Linked DNA regions of Homo sapiens: region 2 is linked to region 1. The links are chromatin contacts, found by Hi-C or POLR2A ChIA-PET in ENCODE. All regions are on one chromosome and are shown on one strand. The core of a region is the stretch at or near the end of the contact, and the rest is flanking DNA. Distances in the headings are between cores, read along the strand shown.

Region 1 (4,914 bases), core at 810-3,309:
GAAATGTTAGTCCTTTACACTTTAAATACTAAGAATATCAAACTAATATCATCTTTTCCTCACAAAGTAGCATTTATTAACTTTAGTACATGTTTTCTCAATATTTTTCCAAAAGAAATAATGGTTTCAATGACCGATCCTCAACTATCCCCCACCCCTTTCCATCAACCTCCTTGAGTTCATCATATCAAGATCTTCTTGTTTCCCAACAAGTCTTCATCAAGATTTACTCTCCAAGCTTTAGTTCCATCCACTCACCTACCCAACCTTAAAACATCTATTTATACATTTGTCCGTCCCTTTTCTCCCACGTATATGTCCATCCTTGTAGCTATTCCCTCGCCCACCTGTCTGTCCATCATCAATCCGTCCATGCTACATTTACAGAATATTGAGATAAAGGCATTGCCCTAACAACTTGATACAGGAATAAGTAAAGAGAGAATTATATCACGGTATAAAAAATGCCACCAAGGAGAAGCATCCCAGAACTCGATGGTAGTACAGTGGAAAGACCTGTACTTGGAGGAAAGATAATGGAACTTTCTAGGAGAGTTGATACATTGGCTGAATTTCGAAGGTAAAATAAGCATTAGGAAGGTAAAGGAGTATTATGTACAAAGACAAAGAGATATATGAAAGCAATATGAGTCTGGAGAAACTGTAATTTGACCTGACTAGAAGGTAAGTTGAATAATGAGAGATGACTGAAGAAGCAGACAAAGTGGAGATGGCAGATAGCCTTTCCTTCAGTTATGGTTTCAAACCCTATGAAGAAAGCTGTTGAGTTTCTATCCACCTGCATATTTTTTATTATTATTTTAGTTAGGTGTGCTTTTTTCAAAGATAAACACTCTATTCCTTTTGCTTCTTCCAGTTTTCAACTGAAGATGTGGAGACCTCTCCTCACAGATGTGTTTTGAAAATTTAAAAGCATTTTAAACAGCAACCTAAGTAAATTAATTATTCAAGACAAGACACAGACCTCTTTAATTGCTTCAAAGAAAGTAAAATACCGGGTAACTTGTCAGGTATTTGTCCAAATCTTCTTTTCCCACAACTTCTGCTCCAAAGATTATGCATTTAGTAATAATACAAAAATCTATTAACAATATTTAGATTAATACTAAAATTTAGTAATAATTTAGAAATCTCTAGTTTGAACTATTCATGAGGAAATTACAAACTACTACACATCTCTAACTGGTAGCATTCACATGCCAGCTGTGGTCTATTATTTGGTGACATGCGGGGACTGCTTCTAAGTTGTTTGAGGGGCTTCTATTTTCTGAATATATCAAGGACAAGATGATGTGACCTGCAGCCCATTGGGGGTCAAGGGGAAAGGTGGTAGAGGTGAGGGATAAGAGAAGTAAAATGTAAGTGCAAAGGCTTTATTCTCTCTGCTTATGGATCTTTCCTCATATCCCCGAACGGAGTCCACCAATTCTGCTTCCCAGTAAACAGCCTATGGGGCACCTGCCTGTAAATACCTGGAGCATCATCAGGTTGGGGGGCGGGGAATTAACAAACACCCTAAAGCCTTTGAGGTAGAAGCAACGCAGGCCCTCTTATAATGTGGGCCAACCGCCCGGCCCCAGGCTCCGCGGATCCCGCCCGGAGTGGTCTCCTGGATCCTCTCTCCTCGGGCGGGCGTCCGGTTCCCGCGCGCTCCAAAGGGCTGCCCGCAGGCCGAGACCACAAGGGGGCGGCGCCTGACCCACTCAGCGGGCAGAAAGCGCTGCCTGCTCCGCTCTCCAGGCGCCGCCCCGGCTCCCGGATGTAGGGTGCTCTCCGCCCGCCCCGCCCCCCGGGGGGTGTGGTGCCCTCCGTCCGCCTCGCCCCCCTCACCCGCAGGCCACCCGGCTTCCCACCGGATGGCGGCGGCCGGGTCCTGGAGGCCCGCAAGGCGGGCGCCGCTCAGCGATCTTCGCTGATGGGCCGCGGCGGTAAAACCTGCCCCGCCCACTCGCGGTAAGCAAAGGTACGGCCCCCCAGGCCCCGCCCCCTGTCCTGACAGATAAGCCTCCTGGCCAACCAGGCTTCTCATCTTCCTCTTAAGTTTTGCTCCGTATCCCCGCCCCAGCTTTGAGCCCCACCCCCAGCGGACAAGCTCCGCCTCCAGCCCGCCTCAGAGGAAAGTGAGCTACAGGATAGGAAGCTGCGGGTCTGCGCAGCCTGAGTGCACAGAGTACCTGTAATGCCTGTGGTGCCGGCCGGGAGGGTTGGGCCCAGAAGAAGGCAGACTAGCCCCTGCCCTGCCCAACTTCAGTCCAGCCAAAGAGAAGTAAACGAGGGAGTGGGTGTTAGGTAAGGAAAGTACCCTGACCGGACGGGTTAGGTGAGAAGGTTTCTTGGAGGAACTGAGACCGGAAGATGGAAGGAATTCGCTAGGCCAGAGGCGGGAGGGTGCCCAGGGGAGGGGACAGAGTTCCAGTAAGAGAAAATAGCAGGCCTCGGTGAGAGGATCACCATAGGTTCCAGAAACTAAAACAATTTTTGACCAATATGGCTGGAGCATAGAGTAGTCCAGCAAGAAATAAAGCTGGACAGAGAATGGAAGTCAGATTCTAGAAGACTCTAGAGGTTCACACCTCTAGAGGCTTTTAAAGTGGGAACGTGGCATAATCAGATCTACATTTCATAAAGGTCACTCTGCAGAGTGCATTGGGAGAAGATCAGACTAGGGACAGGAAAATCAGAAGACTGGCATTGATGTGGACTAGGATGGGGGCAGTGAGGATGAAGAGAGAGGGGTGGATTTGAAAGATGTTTTGCACATAGAATTAACAAATTTTGGATGAGGTGGCAGGGTAGGTGAGAATTCAAGAGAATGAAGAGTAAAGATGATTTATTTCTGCATCAGCAAGGTCAATGGTGACCATACAAGTTATCGCTCGCTCCCCTCCATATTTTTAGCACTTTCAGAGCTGTTACCTTACTGCCTTGAGTGTTTCTCTTTTGCGTAGAGAATTTATTGCTGTTCCAGATTAGAGCTTCCTTGAAGAAATGGACATCTTCAGGTTTTCCTTTGCTTAGATTGTACCGCAAATTACCCATTTGATCATTTGCTGAATGATCCAATGAATCAATGGCCCCAAGGGTTTGATCCTCAAAACTAAAAAAAAAAGCTGTCAGAAAGGCCAGTCCTCAAGAGGTACATTTATAGTCATGTGCCCCATAATGACATTTTGATCATCGATGGACTACATATATGACATTAGTCCCATAAGATTATAATGGAGCTGAAAAATTCTTATCACCTAGCGACAAAGCCATTGTAACACTGTACCGCAATGTATTACTCACATGTTTGTTGTGATGCTGGTGTAAACAAACCTACCATGCTGCCAGTCATATAAAAAGGTAGCACACATGATTATGTGCAATACATAATACTTCAAAATGATAATAAACGACTGTTACTGGTTCATATATTTACTGTATTATACTTTTTATCATTATTTTAGAGTGCATTCCTTCTACTTATAAGAAAAGTTAACTGTCAGCCTCAGGCAGGCCTTTCAGGAGGTATTCCATAAGAGCATTGTCATCATAGGAGATGACAGCTCCGGGTGTGTTATTGCCCCTGAAGACCTTCCAATGGGACAAGATGTGGAGGTGGAAGACAGTGACACTGATGATCCTGACTCTCTGTAAGCCTAGGCTAATGTGTGTGTTTGTGTCTGTTTTTAACAAAAAAGTTTAAAAATTAAAAAGTTAAGATATAAAAAGCTTATAGAATAAGGATATAAAGAAAAAAAAGTTTTGTGTATCTGTACAATGTATTTATGTTTTAAACTTATTATAAAAGAGTCATTTTTTTCAAGTTTATAAAGTAAAAACATTATGGTAAGCTAAGGTTACTGATGAAAGAAAAATATTTTTTCATAAATATAGTGAAACCTAAGTGTACAGTGTTTATGAAGTCTATAGTAGCGTACAGTAATTTTTCTAACAAAAATATATACTATTCACAGAATATTAAAAAGACTAGAAGATAAGGAATCACTTTTCTGATATGAGTCAATATTTGATCCTACATCATGTTATCACAGTAAAATAGAATCAAAGATTGACTCACCCCAGCATTATCAAAAGACCATGGAGGCCAGGCGCGGTGGCTCACGCCTGTAATCCCAGCACTTTGGGAGGCTGAGGCGGGTGGATCATGAGGTAAGGAGTTCGAGACCAGTCTGGCCAACATAGTGAAACCCCATCTCTACTAAAAATACAAAACATTAGCCAGATGTGGTGGTGTGTGCCTGTAATCCCAGCTACTCAGGAGGCTGAGGCAGGAGAATCGCTTGAACCCGGGAGGCGGAGGTTGCAGTGAGCTGAGATCACGTCATTTCACTCCAGCCCAGGCGACAGTCTGAGACTCCGTCTCAAAAAAAAAAAAAAAAAAAAAAAAGACCATGGATTTGGGGGCCAAGCAGCCCTGGGTTTGAATATTGGCATATTGGCTCTATCCCAAACTAGCTGGGCAATTCTGGACAAGTGAGGAATTCCTTAAGACTCAGTGTTAGTTTCCTAGGGCTGACATAAGAAAGCACCAAAAACCGGGTGGCTTAAAACAACAGAAATGTATTACATTACAGTTCTGGAGGCTGGAAGTCCAAAATTGGTGTCAGTAGGGTCATGCTCTCCTGAAGGCTCTGTAGGAGGATCTCTTCCATCTCCTAACTTCTAGAGGCCCAGGTGTTCCTTGGCTTGCTGATACATCACTCCAATGCTCTGTCTTCACAGGGTGTTCTGGGTCTCACCATCTTCTTATGAGGGCACCAGTCACATTGCATTTGGAACCCACCCTATTCTAGTATGAACTCAAATTATTGTATCTACAATGTCCCTATTTCCAAATAAGGCCACATTCTCAGGTACTGAGGGTTAGGACTTTCACATGTCACTTTT
Region 2 (4,914 bases), core at 1,349-3,848, 630 kb after region 1:
GGAGGCTCTCTGAAGATTTCCTGTCTTCAGCACACGACCTTGAGCCAAAGAGGGGCACGGGGACCTTGCCAATGGTCCTAAAGGGGTCTCGAGGCTTGGGCAAGGAGGAGACAGGGTTCATGTATCAGGAGACAAGAGGCTTGGTAGGGCATGGGGATGCTTCAGCAGCTGATGTGGTGGGGGAGAGGTGTCAATGCCCACAGACAAGGAGGGCCCTCTTCCCTGCAGCCACGGCCAGTCTGCAGCCTCCCCAGAGGGTCTGCAGCCCAGATGCCCCACCCCAACGTCAGGCCACATAAACTTCAGGAAAGGAGGGGTAGCAGGCAGCTGACTGTATATACATCAAAGGAATGATATATATAATCAAAAGAATGATAAATCATCAGTTAACTAGAAAACCTCTGGCTAGAAATAAGGTAAAACATAAATTTAAAAAGATCAAGTTGTTTTCCACTAAAGTGGCTGGAAACTCAGAAATCTAGCAAGATCCTGGAAATAATGAATGCTAGATTTTTATAACCTGAGTTTTGTGAAGCAAATTCAAATCTGCTTCACGATGTACCCCTGGTGGGGGGGAACACTGAGATATAGCATAGAACTACAGTAGATCAGATTCCCTATTATTTATCTGGGTCACCTGTACTATTCATCCTTCAAAACATTTAAGGCTAAAATTTAGCAATGAAGGTCTTAAATGTTCAAGGTTACCACTTAGGGCCTCACCTGTAATTTTTACAGTTTAAATGTCCATTACTATGGCATGGGTTTTGTTAGCTTCATCCCAGGCAATGATATCCATGAAATTGTGATTTGTTGTACTAATTGTATTTTTACTATTTTAACAGTAAATTCCTTACCAAAGAAAATCATCAAGCATACCACCCTGTGGGAAACATCTAACAAGTCACACTTTGGGAAACACTGTCCTCACTGGCACGTAGTATCTACATAATATTAAACAGTCATCTCAGGTGTTAATGCTGAACATGAGGTGAGAACATTAAAGATCCCCCGAGCTATCTTCCCAGTCCTGCTGGAGTCAGCTCGATCACATTCCCTCCACAGTCATTCAGTCTTTGAACACCTCCGTTGACAGGGATTTCACTATTTCATTACCACCCTCTTTCCCCCACCACCCAAGCAACTATTCCAACTTTAGATAGCTCTATTAGGATGATCTTTCTTACTCTGAGCTGAAATCAATGTGTGTCAACACAGAAATCAGTGGTCTGTAAGTAAACACAATTCATTCACCTGTGGCCACCTGGGACAATCTAGAAAAAGAGGATGTAATCAGCAATAAAAACAATGAAGAGAGGCCAAAAATCAATGTATCTCCTGTCAGAATAGCTCTACGGAAATAACTCAGTGTTTTCTAAATTGACTTAGAAGACCACAAGATTTTTCATTTGCTTTTTTTTTTTCCTTCTACCTCTTTTCCTTTAAAAAAAAAAAAACTCTCTAAACTTTCTTCCCTGTGAAAAGCTAATTGTAACTTTCCTGCAAGCCATTACTCAGGTTATTTTGGGAAGAATCAACTCCTACAACTTCAGAGGAAGGACGGAAAGGTCACAATACTGGGAAGAATCAAAGGATTGAGGGGATGTGGTGGGGGGACTCACTGAAGGACCCAGGTTCATGTGAGGCAGAGGAGATTCTCCCTAATATTTATGTCCTCATAGTGTAGACAGAATTTCTGAAGTGACCTTCTACACAGCAGCATTGCCTGGAAGGGAGGAAGGGAGCTCTGTTTCCAGTTGGATCTCCATTGCCTTTTGCCTTTTGATTCAAGCTGAAAGGCTGATTTTTAGGGATGGGGCTACAGATTTCAAAGGGGTGTTGGTTTTCGCTTGATGAAGTCAAAGCCAGTGGAAACTATGACTATAGTAGGTCCAGCTGCACTGCTCAGACCTCGTTTCTGAAAGTGAGACAGGATGGAAAGTGGTCATAGTGAAAGGTGACCAGGTTGGGTGGGGGTGACAGAGCAATGCTGGTGCTTCATGGAAGCCAGTCCTCCTTTAGCTCATGGAGGGAGGGCACTCCGCACACCCTGCTCCAGCTGCCAGGAGGTGCCTCCAGAGTTCCTGCGCTTTGAATCAGCTTTTCTGGCCCTTCTTGCCCTTCTTCCAGCCCTGGCTTTGCAATTTACTGGCTTAATATCCTTGAGCAAGTCAGCCAACCTCTCTGGGCCTCAGTTTTCTCATCTGTAATATGGAGATAATTGTCCTTTCCTCCAATAGATTTATTATGAGGGTTAAATAAAATAAAGTGTGAGCATGCACTTCCTAAGCTACAAAGCTTATGGAAGAAATTGATGTGATCTTAATCTAATTTAAGGTTTTGGCACCAAAAATAGGTGCAAAGTTTTGTTTTTATTTTGTTTTGCCTTGTTTGTGTTTTTCTGGAAATGGTGATAAAGGGAGAGCTGGTCCTTGCACGTCAAGACTCTTCAGAGAAGGAAGGGAAATTAAACTGCCCCTCCTCTCAGCCAAGGCATCTGGGTAGAGCCTGTGGCTTTCATAGATGTTCAGATGGCAGCAGTTTCATTTTACAATTGACCTCAGAAGAGACAGAGGTTGAAGCAACAGCAGAGGGCTGAGCTTCAGAGTGGGGACAGGAGAAAGAGGCGGCTTCCCCAGGCAGACACTAGCTTAATAAGGTGACATTTGCACATTAGCAGCAGGCTGGCTAATTGATTTGTTCCTGTTACAGGAGCATCTGTCTCTGCAAAAAGGCGATGGCCACCAGCTCTGGCACAGTTGCTAGGAGAGTGTCCAGGATCTCTCAGGTCATTTTTTGCCCTAGCCAATAGGGTAAAAGCATTTTGAGAACCAGGAGAATGCCAATGAGAACTGACTGGAGTACAAGAAGGGTAAGGGCTACATGTGGAATCCCCAGGGCTGCGGAGCTCAGCAGGGAGAGGGAAGGACAAGACGGGATGAGGGGGAGGGACACCAGGTCCTGGAGCTGGATTCTAAGCATCGCTGATGTAGCCCATACAAAAGTTTTTCTCACTTTCCTCCTTTTTCCTGGAGTCTTCCTAGTGACGTGATGAGAGGCTGAAACACCCCACCCTGTCCAGGCGCAGTGGCTCATACCTGTAATCCCAGCACTTTGGGAGGCCGAGGCAGGCGGATCACTCGAGGCCAGTTCGAGACCAGCCTGGCCAACACGGTGAAACCCCGTCTCTACTAAAAATACAAAAATTAGCCTGGTGTGGTGACGCATGCCTGTAATCCCAGCTACTTGGAAGGCTGAGGCAGGAGAATCACTTGAACCCGGTAGGTGGAGGTTGCAGTGAGCTAAGATCGTGCCACTGCACTCCGGCCTGGAAATAAACAAAAAACTCACCGAGGCAGGGGCCTGGGTTTTGTAAGGGTTCAGGACAGAGTTCCCATCCACCATTATTGTGGTGAGACGTAGTAATAGAAGAGAATTCTATAATGTGAGGCCTGCTGGGAGCATGGGAGGCATCAGTGAGGACTGATGCTCTTGACCCTCCCAGAGACATTCTGAGAGCTCCTGTAGACCTCTGCCCTTTTTTACTGTGAAGGTCTGTTTGGTTGCCTCTAGAATTCCCTCATCTGGTGGCAGAAAACCCACCTATCTTCAGGGCTTGGAACTACCCTACAAAGCAGGTCTGCAGCTTGCAAGGGAGTCCCAGCTGTTCCATTGGCCAGGTTCGCTGCAGAGGTGTTCAAACCAGGCATCTTCTGCAGGCTGGACAGATGTGTTCTACTCTTAAAATAAAGTAGCTCCAGTCTTTACCCAAGTCCCAGAAGAAGAAGTAGTTAATGGAAATAATTTTCCCAATTTTAAGATTTCTCTCCTGTGATTTATTTTCCTTAAACTCTTGAGATCTGATACCTCTTGTCTCTATAAGAATGTAGTGGGTAATTTTATCTGTTTTAGCGTAAACTATTTATTCTGGGTTGAGGGAATCTCTGTTTCTATGTTATTCCACATTGTTCTACTCAGGACCAGGCTCCAGCAATTACCTTTCTCTTCTGCGTCATCAATTTTTCACTCGTTGGATTACTCCTATCAATGTGCAAACATACTGTTGTTTCTCTCATCTTAGAAAAACCACTTCCTTCATCAGCTATTTCCTGATTTCTTTGTTCTCCTTTGTGACAAACTCTTCAAAAGAGTCATTTCTATTCACTGTCTCAGTTCTCCTCCTCCCATCCCTTCTTACACCAACTTTGATCAAACTTTTCTCCCCACGCTTTTGTTAAGGTTATCAATGCCCTCCACATTGCTAAACCCAATGACCAATTGTTCTTGTCATGCTTGATGTGGTAGCCAGCTTCCAAGATGACCCCACCTCCTGGGATGTTCACCTTTGTGCGGTCCCCTCCCACACTGTACCAGGGTTGGTCTGTGTAACCAAGAACATTCAGAGGTGATGGCATGACACTACCACAGTTAGGTACAAAAGACTGTGGCTTCCGTCTGGGGTGCTCTCCTGCAGTCTGTCTCCCTCTTGGGCCACTTGCTGTGGGGGAAGCCAGATGCTATGTCATGAGGCCACTCAGATGGCCTACATGGCCAGGAAATAGGGTGCCAAGAACTGCAAGAGTGAGTTTGGAATGGGATTCTCCAGCCCCAGTTGACCCTAGAGATGACTGCGGCCACAGCTAACAACTTAATTTCAACCCGCAAGAGATCATGAGTCAGGACTAGCCACCTTAGCAACTCCTAGATTCCTAAGTCTTGGAAACTTTGTGAGATAATACATTTTTGTTGTTTTAAGCTGCTAAGTTTTTGAGTGATTTGTTACACAATGATAGATAGCAAATACACTTGACTCATCACATTATTTGACATAATTGATCACTCTTGCCCCCTTGAAACACTTTCTTCATCTGGCTTCCACGACATCACACTCTCCTGGTTTTCCTTCGACCTCAT

What was found. A loop is a pair of places that touch in the nucleus more often than their neighbours do. ChIA-PET counts read pairs that join two places held with the same protein, here RNA polymerase II (POLR2A). Pooled maps may share reads with other maps.
Region 2: a loop to region 1 is called in a map of naive thymus-derived CD4-positive, alpha-beta T cell, with 10 times the contacts of the local background. The contact joins two enhancer-like sites. A Hi-C loop is called at or near these places in 1 of 168 maps with a recorded cell type or tissue (naive thymus-derived CD4-positive, alpha-beta T cell), 4 of 37 single-sample maps with no recorded cell type and 11 of 50 pooled maps. POLR2A ChIA-PET finds 5 or more read pairs at or near these places in 1 of 52 experiments (GM12878).

The regions. Positions count from the first base shown.
Region 1 is chr1:182,026,881-182,031,794 of GRCh38, reverse strand. No RefSeq gene overlaps it. Among named protein-coding and RNA genes, the nearest start is that of ZNF648, 32 kb to the left of the region's middle. RefSeq lists a silencer at 1,678-2,067. Within about 2 kb of position 2,059, at least 30 of the 41 ENCODE cell types and tissues checked have a DNase peak (open chromatin) inside an H3K27ac peak, as active enhancers do.
Region 2 is chr1:181,395,760-181,400,673 of GRCh38, reverse strand. It overlaps a transcript of CACNA1E not described here. Among named protein-coding and RNA genes, the nearest start is that of CACNA1E, 85 kb to the left of the region's middle. RefSeq lists an enhancer at 2,052-2,161. Within about 2 kb of position 2,598, at least 2 of the 41 ENCODE cell types and tissues checked have a DNase peak (open chromatin) inside an H3K27ac peak, as active enhancers do.